2 separate regions of the Mus musculus genome follow, and region 1 is linked to region 2. A link is a loop called in an ENCODE intact Hi-C map of the cell type or tissue named here. Cell type or tissue: left cerebral cortex. All regions are shown on one strand. Links, peaks and the distances in the headings refer to the core of each region. The heading gives the core; the rest is flanking DNA. Region 1 has its middle 33 kb from the start of Gm23860. Region 2 overlaps Tox (thymocyte selection-associated high mobility group box).

Evidence for each region. A loop is a pair of places that touch in the nucleus more often than their neighbours do. Peaks named below come from ENCODE experiments on the same cell type or tissue, not always from the same donor. Only the 100,000 strongest peaks of a DNase experiment are listed, where the experiment ranks them.
Region 1: a loop joins it to region 2, with 12 times the contacts of the local background. A loop is called at or near these places in 15 of 42 quality-filtered maps.

What each region holds. Positions count from the first base shown.
Region 1 is chr4:7,849,752-7,858,519 of GRCm38, reverse strand. No RefSeq gene overlaps it. Among named protein-coding and RNA genes, the nearest start is that of Gm23860, 33 kb to the right of the region's middle. In left cerebral cortex, for the core only: a CTCF peak has its summit at 4,971 (motif pointing right); DNase peaks (open chromatin) are centred at 4,967, 5,608, 6,118 and 6,724; H3K27ac peaks cover 2,346 bases.
Region 2 is chr4:6,684,175-6,692,942 of GRCm38, reverse strand. It overlaps Tox (thymocyte selection-associated high mobility group box), which reads left to right. Exons shown (of 9, transcript NM_145711.5): 8 at 3,973-4,124; 9 at 4,482-6,590. The coding sequence ends at 4,518. Among named protein-coding and RNA genes, the nearest start is that of Gm11802, 12 kb to the left of the region's middle. In left cerebral cortex, for the core only: a CTCF peak has its summit at 4,155 (motif pointing left); a DNase peak (open chromatin) is centred at 4,131.

The sequences.
Region 1 (8,768 bases), core at 324-8,323, 1.2 Mb before region 2:
TACCTTACCTGTAACAAAATGAAGAAAGAAAATTGATCACCAAGGTTCTGAGTAAAGTTCTTGCAGTGTGTATTTCATGTGATGAAGAGACAGCAGGTTTCTTCAGGGCTTTCTGTCTGATTTTCCTCCTTGCCTATTTCAGTCTCACCATGCTCAAAGTAGCTTGGATTAGACCATGCCACTAAATATCACATGTGAAACAAACTCCAAAGACACTTTGAGCAATAAAATTAGAAAATAAATAAACAAAGACTACTCTACTACAGAGCAAAAGGTATATCTGTCTATTTTCCTCAGTGACATTTAACTATTAAAGGGAATAATTCTGTTTTATTGGCCCCTTTAATCAGTGTGGTGTGGCCTTTACAGGATTAATCTCTCATTCTTTTGCTAACTAATTTACTCTAATAATGTGCTAAGGTGGTTTATGATATAAAAACACCTTTGGGTATTGGGCTTTCTGTAATAGCTGGAATAAAGCCATTATAGTTGGATATATAGAAGGAGTAAAATCTTAAATACAAATTAGTAACCATGGATTGTAGAGAGATTCTTTATTTCAATATATTGGGAATTTGACTCCTTTCTTTGGTCTCTCTCGCTTGCTGTAATCGTTCAAGGGCTTCTACCTTTAGTTGCTGTTCATCATCTTTTCTTCTGCTATTTTACACATTTTCTTTTGCTCTGTATTAAACCAAATTAGAGAGAGTCTAGCACAGACTTGGTATTAATTTTTATGTAGTCCCACAGAAGCCTCCAAAGCCCATACCTGCTCTATTCACCTCATTAGATGGTGAGCCCAGGCAAGCCAACGTGGATGTGACTGTTTATTCTAAGAATCTAATTTGAGGAGCTGCACATAGTGGGTGATTAAGTTAGGGGCACTAAATTAGTGATGGTTTCCTTCTGCACTTGAATATTTTAAGTATTTATATTTCATCAGGTTTAGGTGGGGAAAAGTGTCCAGTCTGCAAACACGAGGAGTATTTTTGGTATTGTTCAGTAGTCAGGGCTCTCTGAGTCAACTAACTTTAACTTCAGAAACTCCAGTCACCCTTTGAGCAGCTTCCAGGACATTCAGTTAGTTCTGTGGTTTTCTATTTCATTTCTTAGTCTCATCATAATAGAGAGAGCACCAAATGGGTTGGGATGTTCACATAAACCAAACACCATTTTAAACATTTTGCATGTTGACATTTCAACCATCACAACTCTGAAGCAGGTCTAAGTGAGACTCTTACATTGAGATCTTGGAGTGCTGTGCATGGATTCTGTCTCAGGTGTTCTGGATAGGAACCAACTTAAGTCCAAAGATGTTAATGCTTCAAGTGTCTAACTGATGGGCTTAGGGTTCTGGACACTTTGCCCTTCGTTTCTCTGCATATTGTGTCTTAGTGATCACATTTCCCATCACCCCAGTAGTCATCATGATTACACGCTCCTTATTTAAATGTTCTCTCCTCTGATTCCTCCTCTGCTAAACTCCATCTCAATGATGTTTGCCTCACACTTAGCACATCTATAGTTTCCTTAGGATCTTCTTCCTTCCAATGCTAATCTTCCTTCACCTATGGACCAACCCTACCTCCAACTTTACATGGCTGAAAGCTTTCCTTTCCATCCTACAGTTATCCTATCCTATCCTATCCTATCCTATCCTATCCTATCCTATCCTACAGTTGATCTTTAAGTAGGTGTAAAACAGCAAATTAAAAAAAAAAAGTCCATCTTCTCTCTCTAGGTTCACACCACAACCTGTGACCATACCCATCTTTCTCCACCTGTGGTCCCCATTATTTCTCTCTGGTTCATTTTCCATGTTGGAAAAAGAAGCACCAGAATATAATTCATTCCATCGTTTGCATTTGTTATTTAAGTGACATCAACTTTCAATCTTTGTCTCTGAACAAAGAGCAATACCCAAGATTTTTCCATGGTATACAAAGGCCTATATTATTTAACTTCTTATTTCTATAGCATCTTGTACTAGTTAGTTTTCTAAAGCAACAGAATCGATAACACATCTCTGTCTCTGTTTCTGTCTCTCTCTCTGTTTATGTCTGTATGTAATGTATGTATTTATTTAAAAAAAAAACCTCATGAAGCTAAAAGACAATGGGGGCACAGGAGGAGGTGGAAAGTGTAGTATAGGATAGAAAAGGTGTAAGTGCAGGACTCATCCATGTTTTCCACACACAACATGACTAAAACATATGTGAAGTCATAAATGCCATGGCAGCATACACAGGATCTGCAAGGATTAGAGTCAGATAGAGCTCTAATACACAGAGGGAAAAGTGGCCATGGGCTCCTACCTCTAGTGAAGAAGTTATCTCCAATTGACACCTGAATACAGAAGAAAAATCAATTTTCTCTGATGGATTCTCACTGGTTATATTAACAACATTTCTGTCTGGTCATAAATAGATGGCCCACACAACCAAACTCAATGGTCTTTTTGTAGGAGTTTGTCTCATGTTTTGTTTGATTTTATGTTTATTTATTTTGTCTTATTGGTCTTTTGCTTGTATATTTTGGTTTTGTAAATTTTTGTGTATTTTAAAATGTATATGTGTGTGAGTTTTTTTCTGTGTTTCTGTTTTTTAGATTGCTTTTGAGAGAGGGGGGTGACTTAGAGAGGCAGGGAGGACCTGGTAGGAGCTGAAAGAAGGAAAAACCTTGATAAGAATCTATTGTATGATCTTTTTCATTGAATAAATCTTCATCTATGAAATTCTCAAATCATACCTATAAAGAAGGAAAAATGACAATTTTATAGAAAGGTTAATTATTCCATTCTCTCTGATGACCTTTCTTATGTTTTTGGCTATTACTAGCCTCACTCTTACTCCCTCCTTGAACAACAGGATGTTCTTTGATTAATTCCAAGACTCTCTGGCTGGTTCTCAGCCACATTCCTGCTCATATCGCAGCAGCTGGCCCCCTCACTTTGTCTTTTCACACTGGCTTTCTTGTCAGCGTGGTCATGGAGAGTTTTGGGGAGAAAGCACTTGGCTATTTATGCTTTGCAACTCTGCAGTGTAAACACATCATTTCTTCATGTTACCAGTAATGTTCTCATTGTGAAGTCCAATAAATTCTATCATAAGAACTATGCCCAATGGCAGGTCACAGCATTTTTAAACTCATCTATTGGCTTTTGAGAATGCAGACTTCCCTTTTCCTTGTTTTTTTTTTTTTTTCTAGCTCTGTGATCAACACTTTACTGTTTAATTCATGAATATCTCTGATTTCCCTGTCTCATTAGTGTTTATTTTTCATACTTCTTCTTGCCCATTGGACTTTCCCTTTGTGCACTCTTTCCTTGGAGTTTTTACTTACTTCTAACACAGCTTAGTCTTTTTTCCCTTCTATATTAGTTGTACATTTCAGCTTTAGATTTTAATTCATTATGATCCTATTAACACCTTCAGCTGGTCTATCCATTGTCTTCAACCTCCTTCCTAGAGGCTCCCAGATTGTAATACATAACAGCACACAACAGCTACCCGATGAATGTTTATTTTGCTATACATGAGCACCCACCATCTAAATTCTACATCGATATGATAAATGATCACTGAATGCTGGCCATAGTCTCAAGCAGGATCAGTTCTGACTAATGCTTACCAACCTTTATTAGGTGTGGGTCTTCCTATTTTTACCGTTAAATCTAGTGCAAGAGACACACATTGGTTTTATCTTTTGAGACAATCCTGATGAAACATCATTTTTGCTAAAGTTATTGAGACAGACTCTAAGGTCCCACAGTGCTTAGTAAGAGACAATGGAGTGGTTGCCTAGCAATGGCTGTTGCAGCTCTGAGAAGAAGGAAGAGAGACAAAAGTGTGGTGATCTTACTAATCCTAGTCTATGAGATAAACACTTGTAGTATGAATATTAATCAAAGCCAAAATTTTGCTTCCTGGCTTACAGCTTACACTTTCATTTTAACTAACATCTATAGTTGTTTATAATTCCTAATATTTTGCTTCAGCAAATTCCTTATTCTTCAAGCAAATCTTACAAGTTTTATGCTATGATTATTTCCATAATTTCCTAACCTAGAAACATAAAACATCACCCCACTGCTCCCCTTTATCTTCTCTAATTTCCATTCCCTGCAAAAAAATAAAACAAAACAAAACAAAAAAAAAAAAAACAAAGGCCTTCCTAGAACATCTTAATCCACAACACAGGCACCTGGTGTTCTGGAAATCAAATTGTCTCAACTCTTCATTTATCATTTAAACACACAATTCTTTCAGCTATATCTCAGGATATTTTGACTGAACTACTGAGTGCCCCTTGTGGTATTGGTTCCCTTTATTCTTTGTGGTATCTTCTGTTACATTTTAAGGGAGTCCTTTTGCCTATCATATAAGCAACCTGCTTCTGTTTGGCTGTTTTTTTGGGGGGGGGGTTGTAGGACTCTTTGCTTAATACATTATCTTTCTTATAGCAGGAACTCATAAGAGGTTTTATTTAGTTATTACGTAGTCCAGCATATGTTTTATTTATATCATTGTATTTAGTCTGTGTAAAACCCACAAGGTTTAAATATCTAATATCAAAATATACCAATACTATGAAGTTTAAAAGGAATGAATAAGAAACAAAATGTTTGTCCAAAGCAAGCAATGTTGATAGTAGCTGCTGGACATTTGGTGCAAATGAACAGAGGAGATGCTAAAGGTCTCACTGGAGAATGCACTGAAATGTCTTTTTCCTTAGATATTCAAACTCTGTTAGTCAGAAGACTAACTTGGGAGTGGTCATATACCTCTGTCTCTTCTTAGATAACTGCAAAGTGTTCATGAAGAGACCCAAAATTTCTAGAATACCTTCTAGAATCTATACAACATGAAATATGCAAGACCGCCAAAGGTCTGTGTGTGTGTGTGTGTCTGCCAGATGCCCTGAAATACTTTGTAAGGTGTAATTTGACTGCAGCCATCATGGATGTCCACTTGGGGGCACCAAAATGATGCCTCTGTTTTCTTTATTTCTCATAGCAAGATTATTTTACAATGATTCTGTATGCAATTATTTTAGTATGAGGACAAGTTGGTAATGGTTTATATTTATCATTTATTCAAGCAGCTTGATTTTTAATGCCTGTTATCTCTCTATTAATGAACTAGAAACCAGTTGCTTCCAAGAGTGGGTAATGTCCTCCTGATGGGTAGAACATTGGGCCAGGAAACAGCCAATACAAGAGCCAGAATAGAATCAGAGTTTCAGGGACCTCAGAGGTTAAAACCTGACCTCCTGCTAATTCACAAATACCCTCTGCAATGCCCCTGGCAAGTAATCATCCCCTTCCAGGTCTGGAGGACTGCTGGGTAATTGAGTGATTAAGCAAACTGCTTAGAAATACATTACAGAATCATAGGATAACTGTGTAGAAAAGGACCTTAGCGATGAACAAGCCAACCCTTGACTCCAAGAATTGGGCTAGCAAGGTCAAGTGGTTCACTCATGTCTGAAAGTTAGCAGAGCAGCTAAAACTACACTTTTGAGTGCCTGAGTCAGACAATTATGCCAGCATAGTTAGTGCTCCTCTGTTTGTTAAACTGTGGTGACAACCGTGAATAGAAAATGAGGAGAAGCCATTGCACAATGAGGATGCTGGACAAAATATTCTGATTATAGAGTTGTGGCATGTCCTGGAAGTGGAAGGGAAGGAGTCACAATTGGAAGTTCAGTTAGAAATTAATCAAATCAGGCAATGCAATTCAATCCAAATTGTGTCATGCCCAATAATAATAATATTTTCAGGACCACTTTCAGGAAGAATGGTGGCAGAAACCACCAGATTTGAACAAGAATTATTTATCTTCCCAGTGATCTTGTCTTGCTCCCAGGGTTAGAAGAATTCACTCGTTAATTCACACTATTCATTTGGGTTTCACTTTTTGGTTCATTTTGCCAGGCTTATCTGGTAGATACAAGTAACTTTAAAAATACATGTATCTCCCCGTTGAACTGCAGTACTTTCAGCTGTAGCTCCTTATTTGAACAGCTTGAGGACTAATTTGAATCGCACTTCTCTTGTGGGTGTTCCAAAAGCTTGTGCTATCTCAGGGAGTTGCCTTGTGGAGACATTAAAGATGTTTTTTAAATGAAGCACATCAAGATTCGCTAAATTACATATGGTTTGATCTAGGAAAGGACAATTGGAGACTTCATTAAAATAGATTTATTCCAACTTCATGTATGGAAATAAATTTTCTTGTGATAACTTGGTCTGTGCCCATCCAGATTGTAGCATTTCCCTAGTTTCTAAATTAAATGTTTCTACATGTGAATCTTGGCTCTATATGGGCATATATTAAAAGGCTTAGTCATCATTATTTTAAGTATCCCAGAATTGAGTCAGGTTTCTCAGGAGCTTTGCAGCTTAGTCGCTTGCTTTGATTTGGTTCACTTTCAATTATCTTCCCTTCCTCTTCTCCTGTGTTTCTGCTTTTAAAAAAAAAATATCTATTTTAACTTTAGGTAAGAACTAAACTATCTTCTGTTGCATAAATCTTGGTCTTCTCTGCATTGTTGCCTTTAAGTGCTGAGCCTTTTTCTAGTAGAAGGGAGAGATTCCTACTTCAAGGGGACAGATTTTATATACTATGTCATTTCAATAAAGAAATATAAGGAAATTTTTCTTAGATTGGCTTTTAAATTGGGAGAAGCAAGTGACAAAAAGATTCATTATCTTATCTAGTGTCATCAAGATGATAAACACTAGAGCTGTGGTTTCATGCTGGGCTTTTCTCAATCTGAAGCCCAAGGGTCTTATGTCATATCAAGCCTCTGACATATGCTTGGTTTAGGTTAACACCAGGCCTCTTAGAAACGCAGACAAACAAAACCACACCTACCTCACAATTCACCAAGAAATATATATGAAATACTTTATACTTCCCTTTACAATGATACAGTTCTGCTTTTTATTCAATTGATCTACTGTTATTTCTTCCCAGTTTTGACTGTAGAAAAGCATGATAATGGCTAACAATGAAAACTCAACAAAGCATGTTATGTATGCTATGGTAAAATGTAAGAACACAATCACTAGTCAATGTATGGATGAGTGTAACTTCACTCAAAGAATAACAAGACTACTGCATATGGATTCCAGCCAAGTGTCTTATCCATTTCATAGAGTAACTAGATCCCAGTGGGAAGTTACAAATGTTAAAGTATACAAAATGGTCATTACTACAAGATGCTTTTGGTTACAGCATGAACATGTATTATGTTAATAATGGGTCAACAATTTTATTTTGAGTTTGAGTTATTTTATTTTGTGAATTTGTATTAATTTTACTTTGACCAGTCACTTACTAGCACAAGCTCTTCAGCCGGGGAACTTGACTCCAAATGAGTCTTGAAACTATAATTCTGACTGAAGCAAGAGAACCATCATCTCCTCCAGAAAAGCCTGAAACACACAAGAAATTTAATGTGCCGAATTTATCAGCACTATGTTCATGCATGATTTATTCTAACAAATAGATCTTTGATGGTTTCATCTGTTTGTCTCTTCTAGAATAGAAACATTTTGGAGGCAAAAATGCATCCAAAATGCAATTGCATCCTTTATGGCACTAAGGCACAACAGAGATGGAATGCACTGAACACTGATTGCAGTTTTCTACCAGGTTGCATCTGTGGAAAAGCTGCATGCAGTGTGTACTGTAGTTCTGTCCTACTGTAACGGGCATCAGTCCCTGTCAGAGCATCCCCCACACCCCTACATACATCTACTTTCATCTAGAAAAGGTCCTTGGACAGAATAAAAATTTTAAATTGCAATTACTATTTTCCTATTTAATGCCACATTAATTAAAAGGGATCTATCTGCACTGTGTGTTATCAATAAAAATAATCTTGCTAATAAGCTGGATGTCTCTGAAAGTTTATATGTGTGTCCTGGCTTCTGATCACTGTACTCCACTCAAGATCATATTGGTTTTCTTACACTGTCCAGGCAGAAGTAACAGAGTTCTGCCATGCCACACTTTCTCTGACACTCCACTTGCCCTGGACTTCAGGAGGTAATTGCTATGCTTGTTTAATGAGGTTTCAGAATACAAAAGATGCCTGTTTAGCAATTTTCTTTTCTGTTGTTTGGGAACCATAAATGGATTCATTTCCAGATGCAGAAAGCAGCATCTTGTTTTGTTTTTTTCTGTCTTGTTTTTTCTGTCTTGTGTTGGTGGAAGTCCATTCCCTAAAGACTTCATATTGAACTCTTTCTTTTAAATTCCATTGAAGCCCAAATGGGAATGATTGCTAGGTTTTCTTTTTGCCCATTTTAAACAGGGGAAATACACCCTATCTTATTTTAAAGAGCTAGTAGTAGCTTAGCTAACAGGAAGAAGCTGAGCCCCTGAACTTGATCAGAAGCCTATGTGTGGAATAGAGAGAAGGCCTCAGACAATCCCTTCAATAGCTTTATTTTCTCCTATAACAAAATGCAGTCCTGCTCATGAGCCCACCTGTATTTCCCCTTCATCTAATAAACTGGCTAGGCCAGAGCTGCAAAGGAACATAGTAATATTGACAATGTTGCTGGAAATCCGTGTGCTTTAGAATGTATTAACTTTTGCTGCACTGCTGAACATATGAAGGAAAATTGGCTTAGCAAAAAAAGAAAATCACTTTACTCCAGCCCCCCTCTTTTTGCTGATGGGACTAAGTATAGCAATCAAAATGAATAGGACCTGATAGAGAAGGTGGTGTACTTGTCCGAGCTGAAGACGCCC
Region 2 (8,768 bases), core at 274-8,273:
AGATCATAGTAAAAGATAATAACAGGACCTCACAATGAAGGAAAATATCTACAAAAATGGCACTGGCTAAAATCACTTTCAATAATGCCTTGACCATGTGAGCTGTTAGTAAAATAACTATGGAATAATAAAGCTCTGAGAAATTAAATGAGTAGTATGTAGTACTCTTTGGAGAAATTGTAGATTTAGCTGTGGACTCTTTAATTCCTTGGAAGTTTAAAAACAGTTGATATGACAAAAATAAGTTGAGTGTGTCATAATATGTGCCAGGTATTGCCCGGACTCTGAAACTTAACTGATCTAGGAGTCCAGGGAAAGGAAGCCTTGCTCGCTGGAGTTGGAACATGGGAAGTGATAACAATCAGGATAAGAAGACAATGGATGGAAATGCTATGGCAATGACTCAGAAAGTCGCCAGTTCATGGAGGAAGGGCAGAGAGCACTCTCATGGCCCTCCTCGAGGGCTCAGGGCTCAGGGATGCAACCTTTAAACCCTGGAAGATTGGAAGGGTGTACAGACATTCCAACAAAGACCAGTAAACAGAAAAACAAATTCTAGGAGATGAAAATCATAGGGAGGGTGTATGAGTCATGGGCATGAGTCTGCAGATTAGAAAGGCTAGAAGCTCTATCAACTGACCATCTGAAGCAAGATGGAAGACTTGGCACCCACTGATGGGGTGTAGCACACTCTCAACAGCGTATCGGGTCCACTGTCCATGACATGAGTGGGATTTTAGCAGTAGATTCAAGTTGGCCTGTGTGATTCATCACCCAATCCATCTTTATCCTGAAGCTATTTGGGTCCTAATATGTTGACAGAATTCCTGTCTAAGCACTGAAAGAGAGACAAAATAAAAATAATGGCTACTGTACTTTTTAAACATAGTCTCACATTTCAGTATTACTTTGGATACTTTATTATCCCTTTGAAAAATGATTTACTCCAACAAAAAAAATTGTTAATGTACCAGGAATAATATTCCATTATTTTCTTGAAGAGTATCTTATTGTACATTGAGTTCATGGACCTACTTTTTGTTGTTGTTTTCTGTCTGTCTCTCAGTGCACTTTTATTGTTGAGTGAGGTCAAGAGAAAAAAATCATTAATATCTGTCAATTTCCTTTATAACCTTAAGAAAAAAATCTTTCTATGATACCACAGACAGATTTTCAATTTCCTTGTGTAATAAACAGCTGCTTTAGGATCTGGGTGTAATTTTAAGGTTTTCTTTCTTTTTTTTAAATCACATTGAGATTGATGAATAAATCAGCTGTAAAGACAAAACATTGATGCCTGTTGAAAATACCTCTCCAGACAGACAGGAAATGAAATTAGTTCGCAGTAGCATGCAGTTCTAAGGATCACTGCTTCATGGTGCTACAGGCTTTTCTCAGACTTGCTGTGTAGCAAAACAAAACAGTGAGGGCTACAGAAATCTAATTAAAGAGCAAATGTCCCTTCTGACATCAAATTAATCTTTATCATGTTTCCTATTTTTAGTTCAATCTGGCACCAGAAAATAAAATTTAAAATTCCAGGCATGCTACAAAACAGTTGGTGATTTTTCTCCTGAGCATTAAAATGCAAAATATTCAGTCTCGTTTAATTAGACTGCTAAGCAAACATGTTTCAAAAAATTTATATCATCATTGTTGTTTCCTATTTACATCCATAATAGACATGTACTCTGCTCAAAGGTTGACCTTAGTATCGTTTTATACAGTGTTCTGAGAAATGTTTCCATTTCTATGTTGAAAGCAAAACAATGTTAAATACCATTACTTCAGTCTATAGCCGTATTTTTCTTGGTCCTTGGTTGTTTGGGAAGAAGTGATTTATTTAAATGTTGATTTTGAAAGTAGCATAATTTTCCATGTTGGAACTTTGTATATAACACATAATTTTGTTTTAAATTATTATTTTTTTTAAAAAAATGTTTTCCTGCTATTCTGACTCAACCTGTAGAACTATTTTCAGTTTGTATTATATTTTCCTTCACCTTAGTTGGGATATTTGTACTTATTATTTGCTTTGATCCTTGTTTGCTTTTAAGTTAGAGTTTGTCAGTTGTGTCCTAAATAAATAAATAAATAAATAAATAAATAAATAAATAAATAAAATTCCAGCAGAGAACTCCACACTAAAGAGAGAAATAATTCTTGCCATTTACATGGTCGTATTTGCCTTTTTTACTGGAGCATCAAATTCTCTTTCTTTATTGAAAACCATGGTTTCTTAAGGCACTGTGGTAGGCTAGGCGCTGAGATTATGTAGTAAGCACTGCAGACAATGATCACAGCCTGTCAATGAGCTCAGTGGTCAAAGAAACCAATACAGGGTCTCTCAGAACTTTCTTCAGCTCTCTACCTACTATCATACTGGACCCTAGTGACAGAAACTGAGAAGGTGAGCAGCAGGTCAGGACCAGGGGAAATGAAGATCTTTCACTGAGGGCATTGAGGCTCCTTTCATGCTGGGAATACCTAGAGAAAGGTTCCGACTGGGCTGGAAAGCCAGTGGACAACTGCCTTCCCTGAGCTACAGGAAGATGCCTGGAGCCTGAGCTACAGGGGCCTCTGTTCAGGACCTCCTCCTCCAAGGCAGTTGTTACTTAGGAAATCTACTGCTGTAAGGGTGTGTTGGGTCAACAACCAGTAATACTAAACTCTTGACTTGTTGGTGACTTTTCACCCTGAATTTTGCCTCTCTCCACAGTTTCAGTGGAATAGACATGGACATGGGTCTATCGGGGTAACATGGGCTTATCAGTGGAATGGTAAATCAGTAGATCTCTAGAAGCCAACCAGAGGGCTAAGGAAGATTGAAGTAGACATAGTTTTCAAATCACTATGTGAGGGACCACCCACACATGAGTAAAAGTCTAAGGAAAAATCTTATTTAAAAATCAACCCTCCCACCATCCTGCTTAGTTTAAGGAATATGTCAGTAATATTTCGCCTTCCAAAGCTACTTGAAACTAAATTGTGCATGGTGCATTTTGAATCTTGATTTCTTGGATGTTAAAAACCATGGCTAGAATCTGCTGCAGAGACAGCCATGAGATTAATTCCGCTTCTTTCTGTGGTCACTTCCAACAAAGCCTGCTTCTGCTGCTCTTGAATTCACCTGATACGCTAAAAATAAATTGTGTATAATGTGTTTTGTTTACCAGATATAGCTATATACTTCAGAGATTCCGTCCTTGAATTTTTAATAGCTTTGCTGGGATTAAAAGTCAACACTTCATCACTAGTGAATTAAAAGAATCTTCCTGAAGTCTGAGTATTGTTTGCCAGCTAAGAGAGTTTTCAATTAAAAATATTTTCTGTCTTTACATGTTTTAGTCCCTATGTTTTCCAATGGCTAGTTGTTTTCTGTCTCTGTATTAGTCCAACAACTGATTTAAAAAAAAAAAACAAAACAGAAACAACTCTTTGGTTGAAATTTTTAGCTGATAAGAGAAATACAAATAAAGAAAAAGCAGCAGATGGTCCCATTGTGACTGAATGAAAAAAAGGGTTTTGAGTAACAATGTGTGAATAGGTGTAGCCTAATAAAACACTCAGCCACCTGCTGCCTGAATCCTTCAGGAAGGCTCGGTCGCTTACTCTGGGGCTTAACCATTAATGTGTGTTAGGTTGATAGAAACCATCAACTGTGAGAAGCTTACGTTCATTCTCCCTTTGCTTACATTGAGTTGGCTTTTCTATATTTTAAATTGTTTCCCAACTCAATGTATCTGCCAAAGGGTGTAATGAAAGGGTTTTGGACACCTGGTTAAGCGAAGGAAAGGTAAGGATAATGAGGTGATGGGTGTTTCTTTTTTACTCTAAGTCAGGGAGCCCCTTCCGCTGGTTCCTACAGAAGTGAGGTGGCCTACCATATTTGCGGGTGTGGATAACTATGTCTCTGCTCTTTGCTTTAAAAGGTACCGCCTTTTCTCAAATGTAGATTTGCTTTTCCTTCAGGGATTTACTCTTCAACCCGACTATCAGACTATTATCAACCCTACATCTACAGCTGCACAAGTTGTCACCCAAGCGATGGAGTACGTGCGTTCTGGGTGCAGAAATCCGCCCCCACAGCCCGTGGACTGGAGTACCGACTACTGCAGTAGTGGGTAAGCGGCCGGCCATCGCCACCTGGTGGTGGAGAGTCTCACAGCATGCGCCTCCGTTCGGGAGTGGGGCCTCATGTCCAGGAAGGCTTCAGAAAAGTAACTTACATACATACATACATACATACATACATACATACATACATACATACATACATACATACATAAAATGTAGAGCCATCATCTTCTAGTCTTTCCAAGAACAAATGCCTCCATGTTTCTCTTTCCTAGGGATTTAGGTCAACTATCTATGCGCTTGAGCTAGCACAAATAATACTAGCCTCACCACCCCAACTCCCTCTGCCACCCCCTCCCACTGTGATTCTGATTTTCTTGTAACCGTGTTTTCTCTCCACACAGGGGCATGCAGAGGGACAAAGCGCTGTATCTCACCTGAAAATCTCGACACCTCTTCTTTCCACTGAGGAGTTCAGGGAAATCTTTTCACCATGGATTGCTTTGCGCACTCAAAGCAGTTCTTCATTTGATTAGAAAATACAAGTTACTAAGCACTTAGGACCATGTGAGCTTGTGGGTCACCCACGCTGGAAGAAATAGTCATGCTTCTTTATTATTTTTTTAATCTTTTATGGACATTGTTCCTCTTCCCAGAAGGAAGTGTGGACCATTCTGATTTCTGTTGGTTTTGCTGTGAAGTGCTGCGGCTCTAGTAACTGCCTTAGCAACGGTAGATGTCTGGGGTAAACGGTCCTGGGTTTTCCATTGGTTTTCATAATGGGTGTTTATATGAAACTACTAAAGACTTTTTAAATGGCTTGATGTAGCAGTCATAGCAAGTTTGTAAATAGCATCTATGTTACACTCTCCTAGAGTATAAAATGTGAATGTTTTTGTAGCTAAATTGTAATTTGAAACTGGCTCACCCCAGTTTGTTGATTTCACAGAGGGATTAAAATTGGCAAACATTCATATTTTTACTTCATTTTTAAAAACAACTTACTAATAGTTCTATATTTTCAAAATACTTGAAAAAATATTCCCAAATGATTTTAATTTAAAAACAATTTGGCTTTGTCTTATTGATCAGACAAAAAAGAAGCTAGTATGGAGGGAAGCGCAAACACATTTATTTTGTATTGCAGAAAAAAAAATCCTTTTTTGTATCACTTTTGTGTAATGATTAGTAAATGTCATCCAAGTCCTGTTATGGATAAAGCTGCCAAATGCTCACTGGCATCTTAGCTGCAGAAACAGGCCGGAACGCGCTAGCTAAGTGCTCCTCTTTATCTATGGCTCTGTGTTACTGTTTCTCCATACTGTGTCTGTATTTAATCGTTTTCTTCTTTTTTTTATGAAACTTGTTGCGCCTATTTATGAAATAATAAATATAGGTGTTTGTAAGTAAATTTGTTAGTATTTGAAAGAGGTTTCATTGATGTTTTAATTTTTGCTGGCAAAAAAAAAAAAAAAAATCCATGCTTGGTGTGAGTACTTATTTAGTTTTTACAGTGACATGAATAAAACCAAATCTGCTTTTCATTTAGTAGCAAACTAGAGGAACGAATCTGTATTTTTGCATATCTTTTGTTGACATAAATGAAAAACAATTCTACTTAGCAATCTTCTTTTCCTGAGCAACACAACAGAAAACTGCTCCTGAGGTGCCACCCTTGCCAGGCCTAAGCAAACACCAGTGCATCCTCTTCCTAAAGAGATAAAAAGAGCTGTTTCTCACTTCTCAGTTCCAAAACAGTTGCCACCCCCCACCCCAACCCCCACCCCCCCAACCCCAACCCCCCCCCCCACACACACACACAAATGCTAAGAACCAAATTCAAGTTGAGTCACCCAGAATCCCAAAAGTCACATGCTTCTCATGGCATGCAGAAAACATTTAAGAATTGACCAAGGGTTCAGGAAGAGATCAAAGGGGATATGGTGTCTAGAATCAATCTAGAAATGAAGGGCTAGTAGTCAGACCAGCTCAAGAAATAGGAAAATCATGGGAAGTGGACGCAGTTGCTAGAAACTGAGCACCCTGCTATCCCCCGTCTCTGCTCTCTTCCTTTTCCACAAATCCTGGGTCACCACTAGCGATGTGCCAGTAGGGCTTTGCATAGCTCTGATAGCAGAAGGAAGGGGTGAGGAAAGGTCCCCTTCCACAGACTTCGGTCACATAAATTCATCTGGCTAGACATGAAGAGAATGGTGGTTTTGTGGAATGTATGAAATAACCTTAGCAATTTAAATACATCATGTAATCCAGTCAAAATTGAAAAGACAAAAGGCTTGCTTGCTTTGGATTGATTTTCAGACACTGTACAACGTTGAATCACTCGGCATGTAATAACTAATAAATAATGCAGATCCGGTGTTATTATTAAAATGACGGGGGTTGAGAGCTCAAACTTTACTGTCTTGATACTGTATAAGAATTCATGTGATTAACTTCCCAGTTTATTGTTTGGCTGTTTAGTATTTTAGAAATATACCAGCACTACTAATTAACCAATGTCTTTTATTATTGCATTATGATAAAGTATAGCTCCCCCTACATTAAGTCTGAACTGAGAACAGCCCTACCACCTAAGACAAGAGGTTTGTTAGATTGATTGCAACTTTTCCCAGCAGGCAAAAAGAAAAAAATGTAAAATATGGAATATATTATCAATTAAGCTCTTACTGCACATGACTCTCTTCTCCTTGGAGATTTCCTCAGACTTGAAAGGACATTCCCAGGGAAATGAGGAATCGCGTGTAAACATCAGGCCAGAAGTGACAGAGCAAAACGGGTATTAACAGCTCTGAATGCTCCAAAAGTTCTTTCCCAGAACCACGTGAGTGTTTCTCACTATCCAAAGAAATTGGCTGTTTTTCATTCTGCCATCTTCAGACACAGATGACTTTATACACTATGATAAACGTATATAACTTATACACTATAATAAACGTATATAACTTATACACTATGATAAACATATATAACTTATACACTATGATAAACATATATAACTTATACACTATAATAAACGTATATAACGTATACACTGATAAACGTATATAACTTATACACTATGATAAACGTATATAACTCATACACTATAATAAACATATATAACTTATACACTATAATAAATGCATATAACTTATTCACTATAATAAACGTATATAACTTATACACCATAATAAACGTATATAACTTATACACCATAATAAACGTATATAACTTATACACCATAATAAACGTATATAACTTATACACCATAATAAACGTATATAACTTATACACCATAATAAACGTATATAACTTATACACTATAATAAACGTATATAACTTATACACCATAATAAACGTATATCACTTATACACTATAATAAACGTAGATCACTTATACACCATAATAAACGTATATCACTTATACACTATAATAAACGTATATCACTTATACACTATAATAAACGTATATAACTTATACACTATGATAAATGTATATAACTTGTTACCCAAAGAAGCAGTGCTCCTGGGCAGAGATCAAAGTCACCCTAAGGATTCAACAATGAGACTGAGCATAAGGTATCATCACTCGTCTATGCAAAAGAGAGTGGTGGCTAAGCAGAGGAAGAACACCCTGTGCGATGGGGAAGACTTGGTTCCATCTCTAACAGAAGAAAAGCCGGTGCTCTGAGTTACATCTACATGCATGTGAGTTGACAATGGGAATAGGTCAGATCTTACTTGCAGGGGGATCCAATTCAGGAACATAGCTAAAGAGGAAGCTGTCTTCTGTGATAATTATTATTTGCTTTCCTGGAGGCAAGAAGCCCCTCTACATGGGACAGAGCTGTCCACACAACACCAGGATTAACCAGATTCATTGCCCAGAAATGTTTAAAACTTCAGAATGCAACACTTAGGATTAGTGCCACCATCTATCTCTTTCCATGCTGAAGAGTTTTCCCACTCACTTAAAAAGTCATTAGCTCGACCCATGTGACCGAGACAGTTCTCACCCTTTTTATCAGCAAAAGAAGCCATTTCTGTGGTCCACCAGAAGATGGATGTAGGAACTAGAGACAGCCACACTTTTAGCTGTAGCTTTAAATATAATGTCTAAGGCCGTTGGAAGTACTTTATAAGGCACTAAGGAAAAAAAAAAAAAACACTCAAAAAGTAACTGACAGATGGTTTACACATTACTCCACTTAGACGCTCCAGCCTGGTAAGGACTATAGTAAACTGGCAGATCGCAGTGTCTTTGTTAGAGGGAAGTTGCAGTCTACTAAAACTTGAAAACCTATAACAGATAGTTGTTTTCACAATAATATTTGTAGAATTGGCAGGGACTACATTCTTATTCTACTGTTAATCCTCCTTTAAAGCAAGTATAGAAGAACAGGAAACTCCCCAACTGTGTTGCTGATAGTTGGACAATGAATAACAGTGACAAAGCATGACACAAAAGTAGGGTAAGTTTGGCCCCTAAGTATGTAAATGTAAGTCAGTCCTGGCCAAAATCTCTCCCCCTTCTCCTCTCCCATCCCTCCCCTTCCCCTCCGGCTCCGTGAAATTGAGTGATTTTCATATCCCTAACTGGAATACTATAGCACAGTAGGTTCACATTTAATATTATAAAAAACAAGAAAACATCACACATTATTCTCCACATAAATTGTACTGTGTTTCCT